Linked DNA regions of Homo sapiens: region 1 is linked to region 2. The links are chromatin loops, found by intact Hi-C in ENCODE. Cell type or tissue: dorsolateral prefrontal cortex. All regions are shown on one strand. Links, peaks and the distances in the headings refer to the core of each region. The heading gives the core; the rest is flanking DNA.

Region 1 (5,391 bases), core at 125-5,124, 130 kb before region 2:
GTTTATTGCGGCACTATTCACAATAGCAAAGACTTGGAACCAACCCAAATGTCCAACAATGATAGACTGGATTAAGAAAATGTGGCACATATACACCATGGAATACTATGCAGCCATAAAAAATGATGAGTTCATGTCCTTTGTAGGGACATGGGTGAAATTGGAAATCATCATTCTCAGTAAACTATTGCAAGGTCAAAAAACCAAACACTGCATGTTCTCACTCACAGATGGGAATTGAACCATGAGAACACACGGACACAGGAAGGGGAACATCACACTCTGGGGACTGTTTTGGGGTGGGGGGAGGGGGGAGGGATAGCATTAGGAGATATACCTAATGTTAAATGACGAGTTAATGGGTGCAGAACACCAGCATGGCACATGTATACATATGTAACTAACCTGTACATTGTGCACATGTACCCTAAAACTGAAAGTATAATAATAATTAAAAAAAGGAAAAAAAAAGACGAAAATACTATAATAAAAAAAAAAAAAGGTATTTTTCTCCGTTGTCCCCCATCAATGATGGGAACCATTGGGCACAAAGTTGTGGCTCAATACATGTGTTACCTGTTCCTAAAACCTCCCTAGCACAGGGAAGAGATGATACATACCTGACACATATGCTGTCATTTTAACTATATTTCCATTCCTACACTTATGTTAATTGTTCCTGCTGAGAAGCTTCAGAATTCTTCTCCCCATAGCATTGAAGTCTTCCACTACCAAATAGAATTTCTCTGCTAAATGAAACGAGCTGCAGAACCACAATAATATTCTTACTGTAAGAAAATCACACCATCTATCTTTCTGTAACTCTGAATCCTTATTTTCAGGTTCAATCACAACAAAAACAATAACAATGTACAATGATAATAATGTCAGGCACAGTGCTGGGCATATCACGCATATTCTCTCGAATCCTTCAAATAGTTCCGCAGGCATTTACAAAGAGGAATGTGAAGCCCACAAAGGCACACAACTATGATTTGGCAGTGCTGAATTCATACTCAGAAATGCCTGGGTACCAAGTTGGTGCTTTTTCTTTTAAGACATTTTGTTGCCCAGAATTATGGAAACTGTTTTAATAGGAACATTTTGCATATGAATTTGCAAAAGGGAGGATATTTTTTTCCTTCCCAAATAAAGAACCGTAGGGTTGGTTTACACCTCAAATATATTTTCTGTATCCTGGGTGAATGAAAGTTTCTTGCTTTGAGTTAATAATATAAAAAATCACTCTCCTTAACATATAATTTTCTTTCCTTTAGCCTTGCCCCTTTCTTGGTAGAACACCCAGCCAACTCTTCCCTTTGAATCAGTTCCCGATAATGGAGGCTGATTTTGCAGTTTTCATCTTAAAGAGAAAATAAAGGCAGGTTTTCTCTATCATTGATTTGTCTCAAGGAACATAATAGCAAAACATTCTGGTAGAATTGAGGTGTAGACTTTATGCCCATACATTGATTTTCATGTTCTCAGATGTTCACACCACCTAGTGGGCTTGTAAAGCTGGTTTGTGATAGTTAAGACTATCATGAGCATATCAATAGGAATATGCTCCAACAGTTTGCTTATTACTGAGGAAGGAATTGTTAAGATAGATTATGTTTAAGTCTCATTTTCCTCATTTATAAAATTAGGGAATTTTCAAACTTTTAAAAAGCTGCAGTCTCTTTTATAAAATAAAATCTTTGGATAAACTTCCAAAAATAGAGCTGATAAAAATGGAAACACTGGGGTTAAAAAACAGGTTGGGATGCACAAGCAGAAGCCCAGGAGTCACCCCGGTCCACACCCTTTAGTTGCTTTTGGGACGTGTGCTTAGGAAGCTCTCCAAGACACAGTGCGGCAACCACTGGATGAGATGTTCCTGAAGGTCATCTCTAGCTCTGGCATTCAAGGACCTGTGTGTGTCCCTCCCTACCACATGCTAGTCACATCAGTGTTGCAGCAGGATGTCCTTGCTCCTCTACAGGCAACAGACTGCAGCTCTTCATCTCTCTCAGCCCATTCAGGCAATGCCGGTACCTTTCTCGTTTCCTCAGGCACTGTTGTTAATGTCATGTTCTCAGAAACTTTTGCTGAACCGCTATCATCTTTCTTCCTATTGCATATAGAAGCCAGGATATACACACACTTAAACAATTTTTAAGAAATATTTCAGCACAATTGAGTCTCGACAGTCTGCGGAAGGAAGAAAGTATTACATATTCACTTCCTGGTAGAAATGGAGACCTCAACTCAAAGCAAGTTAATGATAATAACTTGAAGTTTAAGGTTTGGTTTAGACTACTACTACCTTCTGGTAATCCTCCTGGTGCGTTGACATGATGATCTTCCAACAGAACGATGAGAGTTTTAACGAAAAAACACAGCCAGTCCAACGTAACCCAACGCAGATGAGCCCTTATCTGCTGATACTTAGTAATGACACCATTAGACATGGGCTTGGTATCCTCTGAGCAAGTGTGTTCTGGAATCTACATTTGCATCTCGGCTCTGCCACTTTAAAAGCTGTGTAAGAGAGGGAAAATAACTTAATCGCTCCGAGCATTAGTTTCCTTTTCTGCAGTGGAAACGATGCCTACCTTGCAAAGTTTTGTGAGAATTAATGACAGGGCATGCTGAACTTTCCACCAAATGACTGGTACATAACTGGGGCTCAATATAAAGGTTGCAGTTTTCCTTTAAATAGAAGGGGCACAGCTACAGACACTGGAAAAACCTTGTGAGTACATCCTATAGCCAAAAGCAGAAGAATAATTTCACTAATGTTCAGCAGAGGAAATAGGATTAATTTTACCCCTTTGCAGTTAAATATTAACAAACACTATGAACGTTATGCCATCTTAGTACCAAAAAACTAAAAGAAACCAGGGTGGCCCTGAAAATTGTAAAACAGCAAATGATATAATTTCCACCTAACTGTATCATATTAAACTCTCTTCTCAGAAAACAAAAGAAAAAAAAAACAGAAAGAGAGACTTGAAAAGTACAAAGAATCACATGATTTTTATAGTGTCATGTAATGGAGTTCAAACTATAAATTATGTATCTTTTCTTTCAGATAAATCTGCAAGTAAAAACTATTAGAAGAATGCTGGAGATATTTTTTGGTTTGAATACCATGTTGTGGCAACATCCTTCTTTTTTTAAAGTTCTGTCAATTTGCATTAAGTTGTTTTCTTAGCAATTTTATCATAAGGAGGAGTCAGTGGGGGTGGATATGCTATTTGGGGATAATCTTTCAAGAAAAATGATCCAAAATACTCCATAAGGATGAGCCAAACGAAGTAGCATTTGAAAGGGAAGAAGCTCAAGTGGTAGGTTATACAATTCATATTCCCCACACTAAGAACTTACTGACAAAAGCCAGCAAGCATATACAAATAAGTCTTTTCGCATATTGATTATCACCTGAAATTTTATCTGGAATATTATTTCCAGGATTATAACAACAGAAGAGATCAGAGACAAACTACACTGAGAAAGGAAAATTTTACTGAAAGAGCATTTGCAAACATAAAGTCACATACCTCACTTCAGAAAATAAAATAGATAAGCTGATTTTATATAAGCTCCAGGAATATTGTATGTGTGTCCCTCTTCTGTAGCTAATTTGGACTGTATGTACATGCAGAGCTATGTTTAAGAAAAACCAGTTACCATGGTGACACAGTACCCCATCTAAATGCAGAATGAGATATCTAATTTTGTGTGTTAACTATTTGGCTGAAAAATGAAGAGTGGCTTAGAAGCTACAGATGGATCAAGAATATCTGTCTAGGTTTCTTTATCTTTGCCCTACCTCTGTCCTGGTCTGTCTCTTCCCCACTTAGACAAAATACTAATTTTTATCCTTCATTATTAAGTCGATGATGCCGTTTTTCCTGAACCTGACAAAAATAATGCAGAAAGGCAAGCTACTTCTTTTGTTTAAGATAGGACAATACTTTGACATATTAAAAAAGTAAATTAATCTTTAAATAATTTTCCTGTTAGTTCTCATTAGAGGTGACATTTTCAAAATAAATCCCTAATATTAGAGCTTGTTGATCTCTCTAATTTTAGTCTTTTTCCTCCCACATCCAGTCACAAGTATATTTATTTTAGAGTCATGCTCTCTGGCTGGAGTACGGGGAAGCTGTCTTACATGAAAAATGCTACGCAAGTACATATGGAAATGAACAAGAATGTATAAATTCTTATCTTCAATCTTTTTAGTGGTTTTTTTTTCTTTGAGACAGAGCATTGTTCTGTTGCCCAGGCAGGAGTGCAGTGGTACAATCTCAGCTCACTGCAACCTCTGCCTTCCAGAAAAGAAGCCTCCCAAGTAGCTGGAATTCAGGCGTGAGCCACTGCACCCGGCTAATTTTTGTATTTGTAGAAGAGATGGGCTTTCACCATGTTGGCCAGGCTGGTCTCAAACTCCTGACCTCAAGTAATCAGCCTACCTCGGTCTCCCAAAGTGCTGGGATTACAGGTGTGAGCCCCTGCACCCAGCCAAGAATATTGTTTAAAAATCCAATATCTGTTAAGAGTTCTTTCAATATTCACAACAACAAATGATACCTACGAGACACATTTTCCATGACTTTGTGCTTACGCACTTGCTCATTTGTTGGATCAATGGCAGAGGTACTTTCAGGGGAAACTATCAAAGGGTATGAAAGAAGCCTAATAAGATACTGACTAAAGTCAAGTCTTCGTTACCAATGGTCTAACGGGTAGTCATTGCATGAGTCATGAATCAAACACATAACCACCAGCCAATCTTCCTATGAAGTTAAATATAATAAATACATTATTAGTTTTTATCTCTTCTACCTTTTTCCACATTGTAGTTGATATCCAAATAAACTGAGCATGCAAAAAGCAGTTATTGGGTGAACAGAAGAATGAAAATATTATACTTCATCAGTCGCCAAACAGAAAAGTCATGACTGGGAAGACCAAGAAAGAGCAGTTGCCTGTTTCTTCTATGTAGTGAATTTAGTCTTTCCTGATTCAAGCAAGTGTCTGATGCACTTTAAAGTGACATTGCCCTTTACTTAGTGATATAAGAAACTTTTTAAAAAAAAGACTACCTGACCTCCTAAGCACTCACAATGTAGTATAGAAATAGGAATATACAGCATGTAATTGGAATCAGTAAGTTTTAAGGTGGTACTGTTTGTGACTTTAATGTCTAAAGCCCCTGTGAGTCCATTAATGTAAAATGTGCAACTTGTTCACCATACAGCTGGGAGTCTTTAAATATCATACCTAATAAGAGAATTTCTGATTTTGAAAGAATTCAAGGTATTCAAATTAGATGGTAATAGAAAGTACAAATTCTAGTGCTGTGTCAGTGAACACAGCTAATCCATGGAGTACTGGATA
Region 2 (5,391 bases), core at 69-5,068:
TTAAAAAAATTTGCAATTTTCTCATTACATGAATAAGTTTAAAAAGTGGCTACAGGGAGAGGATCAGCAACAAACATGGCATCAGTGGAGAATCCTATGAGCTAGTTTTTTCTTTTTCTTTTTCTTTTTCTTTTTTTTTTTTGAGACAGAGTCTAGCTCTGTCACCCAGGCTGGGGTGCAGTGGCTCAGTCTCAGCTCACTGCAACCTGTACCTCCTCGGGTTCAAGCAATTCTCCTACCTCAGCTTCCCAAGTAGCTGAGATTACAGGTGTGTGCCACCACGTCCGGCTAATTTTTTTGTATTTTTAGTGAAGACAGGGTTTTGCCATGTTGGTCAGGCTGGTCTCGAATTCCTGACCTCAAGTGACCCGCCCACCTTGGCCCTTCAAAGTGCTGAGATTACAGGCGTGAGCCACCGCATCCAGCCAACTGAGCTAGTATTTCTAATGAAGTACATTTCTAATGAGACATTAGAGACATGAGACATTTCTAATAAGACATTAGAAATGTCTCATTTTCTCCTTTTCTAAGGGAGCATAGGACATTTGCAACAACAACATTAGTGACTATGCAAATTAAACTTTCTTATACCATACTAAGGAAGGGAATACTTTAAACGTTTTCATTTATAACAACAGCAATAGCTACACCAGCAATGGCCATTTACTAATTGTTAGTTATGGTCCAGGCACTATGCTAAGTCCTTTAAATGTAACATCTGGTTCAATGCTCACAAAATTCTTGCAGAGGTAGCACTAAAAGCATATTACATTTTCTCCATGAAACATTCACTAATTTCCTCAAGTTACCATACAATTTTAACTTAATAATATTGTTAGTAGCTAACATTTATTTAGTGCTTACTATGTGAGAATCTTTGTGTTAATGTGTCATATTTTTCCTACAAACCAAAAGCTCCATGAGGTTAGATATTTTTCTCTCCTATTTTTTACTGTTGTATTATTAACAATGATAACAGTTCCAGTCATGGAGCAGATACTTGATAAATATTTACTGAATGAATGAATGAATGAATGAATCTCACGATACCTTTTTATTTTACAAGTGACAAAAATTTAAAAATAGAGTTAAATAATTAGACCAAGGCCACATAGCTAGTAAGAAGTGAAAATATGAACCCAGTCTGACTTCAATTATTCATATTTAGCCACCATTTCATACTTCTGATGGTATAATTGGTGTAATTAAGTGTATAACTATGATAGATAAAACTCTATATGTCCAGGAGTGCTGAGATGATGCTTGAATGGCTTATGTGATCAAAGTCTTTGTAGTTTGCCTGCAGTTTTTTTGTTGAGATCTTGAGTTTTGAGTGATGTGCTGAAGGAGCAAGGGGCATAGTTTTATGAAAAAGGAATAGGAAAGACATTCCTGAGAGAAGAGAGTAAGTACAAATGGGCCCAAATTCAGAAACTGGACTTGTGTCTGGGTATTAAGGAAGCTTGTATAACACAAGAGACAGATCCAAATGTGAGTAGAGAAGAAGAAGCATAACTGAAAATGGATGTGCCAAAAAGAACTTTCTTCATGATTAAGAATTTAGAAGGAGCATAAGGAATGACTGAAGTCAGCTGTAGGCTTTTAGTCCAGGAAACAGTATTATCACACTACATTTAAGAAAATGGTTTCTGTGGTTATGTGCAGCATAAAGTTTTGAAGGTAGAGATGCAGTTAGAAAGTTTTAGTGGTAGACTAAAATCCAAGGTGATTAAAATCTTTGCTGTAATTGTGTCTTGAAAATGGAAATGATGACATCTAGAGAAATGTTTCAGAAAAAAACAAACAAAAAAAACCCTGCAGGCCCTTTCCTTGGCTTGGATATTGGGTGCGACATAGAACTTTCTTAGCATTAATGTAATATCAGTACTTTGCTTTCTAAGACACGATAGAGAGGGTATATTCTTCACCAAGGGTTACATGAATAGGAGGAGATCAGTTTGACCAGTTATGGGTCACAAAGCTGGCATGTGCAATGGCCAGAATGCGGTTCATTTACAGGTTTTCTTTGGATAGCACAGTGTTTAATTAATTTCAATGACTGCAGTAAATTCACCAGAGGCCCCTTTATGCTGTTGTCTTATGTATAACAACATTACATAATAATTTTACCTACCTGGACTCAAAATGCATTTGAATTTGCAACATCTGTCTTAGATATTTTTCGAGATCCCTTTACAGCAAATTTACAATACTGTGCTTCTAAATGGTAGCAGAATTACAAAAATTGCCTTTGCCTTTCATCCTATGGCAGCATGGTTACACAGCTCCCACACACAGCTCTTGCAATTATGCAAACTTTTTGGAGCAGAAGAAAATAGTGTTGTTTCCATGTCAGTGTGTGGGCTACAAAAAGAACATGAGGATTTTCTTATTCTCTTGAAATGCGAGCTGGAAAGGAGAATGCAGAAAAGTGGTAACAAACCTGTGGTCATGAGGTCTTAGTAAAGAATAATCTTTAAAGAAAATCTACCTCCGTGAACAGAGGGGCATGACAATAGGTAAAATTAAAGAACAGGATTTGACGTGTTTTTTTTTTTTTGGAGTCACATGAGTGACCAGCTGTGGCCTATGGGCCTCTCAGCAAACTCAGGAAAGTACCTGAGTTCGAGGAGGCTAATACGCAGAGAAGACTAAGACCAACCATACATTTTTTCACCTTGGCTTAAATTTTTAATTATATGGTTCTGTCTTTCTCAATTGAAGTAATGGACAGCAGGAAGCTGCTGATGACCTATAAAATCTGGAAGGTATAAAGATGTAGCCAAAATGAGGAAATGTGCAGAGAAACCAATGTGAAACAAAGTTGACACGAAAAAGGTTTCAGGCCAATCAAGGGAACAATGGCCAACCGTTTCTCTCAGTGCAGAATGCACATGTATTTTCAAAAAGGATTAATTTGTCAAAATACATATCCTCTGGAAAGAGTCTTGAAGGCTGATTGTGCATATTCTCTTTACATCTTGGCAGAAGATCACCTGATTTCCTTTCCAAGAAAACAAGTGTAAAAGCTACTATTTTTTATTTTTCAGATAAAACTGAGCACATCTTTAAGTACATTTTGTAGAGTTTAAGCCGCCCCCTCCCGCCCCGTTCTGTGCTGCATCGCCAGCTTTTGCATGGTACTTGAATGCCTTATTTTAACCCTGACTTTTGTTATCCATAGAACTATGTGAAACCACATTTTGTAACTTTAAGCTCTGTCTTCACAGAGACTATACAGCTTCAGAAATGCTGGGTTGGTACATGGAAACCTTGTGTTCAAAGAGTATAATTATTTTGTACCAAGGCAATAATATGGGAGTATACAATGTAATCAAAATTCTTTCAAAGTACCCTATTTAGATATTCAGCTTTCTAATACTCTGAATGTTTACAGGTTATAGCCTTAGTATTGTCTCAGGATCAAGGAAATTTTATGGGTAGCCAAATTATAACTTTCTTTCTCGGACAACAAACACATGATTTATCCAAGAAGAAAAGGAGAACATGGGAGACCTTTCATTTGAAGATAACTTTAAATGATAGCATCTCAAGCCATGGATCTAATACACTCTTATTTTCCAAATACAATCAACCCATATTGAGTAACTATAATGTATCCAATACCATGATTAGTGCTTTTACATTTATGAAGTAGTTATTCTCTCTATAGCCCTGTAGGCTATAGAGATAAATATCATTAGTATTGTTCTCATTTTGAAAATGGAAAACACTGATTTTTAGAGGAATTTACCTAAGATTACATAGTTAACAAATGAGAGTGGGAACTTCAACTCCAACTCTAATATTTATTTCATGATATGCAAACAAACCATTGTTCAAAATGCCTATATTTTGAAATAATTTTTTAACAATCTCCTTTTGAATAATTTCAGTGCACTAGATTTCTAATAACCTTGTTAGTTTCTCTAGTTGTGTATTCTCTCTCTGTGTGTATAGAAGAGTTAAAGGAATCAACTATTTTGTGAAACAAAATATTCAATAGTCTTTGGAAACATTTGCTTAATCATAATCTACTCCTGATTTAAGGATGTCAGCTAATTAAACAAAATACTTAATAAATTGAAGTAATATCTGTTTTTCCCCCAAACTTAATGCAACCAATGTAGTTTTACCTCATGTATTGAATATTGCAAAAGCTTTTTTGCCTTGTTTATTTACATCTACTTTTCCCAGTATATTTTTTATGCTGCTGTCAGCATACAAAATAAAGCCCCATTGTCATCATTTTATTCTTCTACTTAGAAATGTTAGTGGTTAAAAAATTATTCCCATGTGAGAGTTCCTAGCCTTCCCCGATTTCCCATACCTATTAAAAACATTTTTGCCTTTGCTTGTTTAATTTCTCCTCTTTCTTCACTCTCTAAAGAGTTTTTAACTTAGAGCTAACAGAGAAGGTAAAAAAACTTCATCATTGGTTTCACTGAACTCTAATTAAAATTAAACATTTTCAATTATAAATGTAAGTAGCAACAAACCACAGTAATATTAATAATTCCTAGGGCTTTTCACCAACAGAAATCATAGATATTCACTACTGTCAGGTATACCCATCTACTCCTAATGAAAAAGAAAACAAATCGTAGATATTCGTATATCATATTTTGATTATTACAGATATCTCAACATACTATTTCTACTAATCATGACTTTGTAGTTATAGGAGTTATTAATCTTATCACTAGTTTTTGTTACTCAAGGTATTAATAAATAATCTATATTGCTATGATGTAGTTTTGTTTTTAATATTTTGATAACTATGTATCAATATATTTAGTTTCCTTTGTGGTCTAATGTATATTTTATTTTAGGTATTTAGAAACATTGTTCTGGCTGGGCATGGTGGCTCACACCTGTAATCTCAGCACTTTGGGAGGCCGAGGTGGGCGCATCACTTGAGGTCAAGAGTTTGAGACCAGCCTGGCCAATGTGGCAAAACCCCGTCTCTACTGAAAATACAAAAATTAGCCAGGCATGGTGGCATATGCCTGTAATCTCAGCTACTCGGGAGGCTGAGGCATGAGAATCGCTTGAACCCAGGAGGCAGAGGTTGCAGTGAGCTGAGATTGTGCCCCTGCACTCCAGCCTGGGTAACATAGTAAAACTGTGTCAAAAAAAAAAAAAATTGTTCTGAGCTAAGGCCCATAGACTTCACCTTCACCAGACTGTCTATTCAATGGTATAAAAAAGGTCAAATGTCCCTACTATAGAGAGAGTCTAATCTTTTCTAGGGCCTGCAAGATTGTATAAAGCAGAGATGATATATTAATGAAGGAGGGTGAACAGAAAAAAGGAGGAGAGATGAAGCCCAGGGCAAGGAAATCAGGGAATTGCGGGGAAGATAATATCAAGTGTTGCATGGGTTGGCGT

What was found. Peaks named below come from ENCODE experiments on the same cell type or tissue, not always from the same donor. Only the 100,000 strongest peaks of a DNase experiment are listed, where the experiment ranks them.
Region 1: it touches region 2 in a loop (2.9-fold over the local background); 1 of 110 quality-filtered maps calls a loop at or near these places.

Annotation. Positions count from the first base shown.
Region 1 is chr4:100,952,105-100,957,495 of GRCh38, reverse strand. No RefSeq gene overlaps it. Among named protein-coding and RNA genes, the nearest start is that of LINC01218, 75 kb to the right of the region's middle. In dorsolateral prefrontal cortex, for the core only: no CTCF peak of the experiment used is centred there; no DNase peak of the experiment used is centred there; H3K27ac peaks cover 3,769 bases.
Region 2 is chr4:100,817,369-100,822,759 of GRCh38, reverse strand. All of the region lies in intron 2 of LINC01218 (long intergenic non-protein coding RNA 1218), which reads left to right. Among named protein-coding and RNA genes, the nearest start is that of LINC01217, 29 kb to the right of the region's middle. In dorsolateral prefrontal cortex, for the core only: no CTCF peak of the experiment used is centred there; a DNase peak (open chromatin) is centred at 3,119; H3K27ac peaks cover 2,707 bases.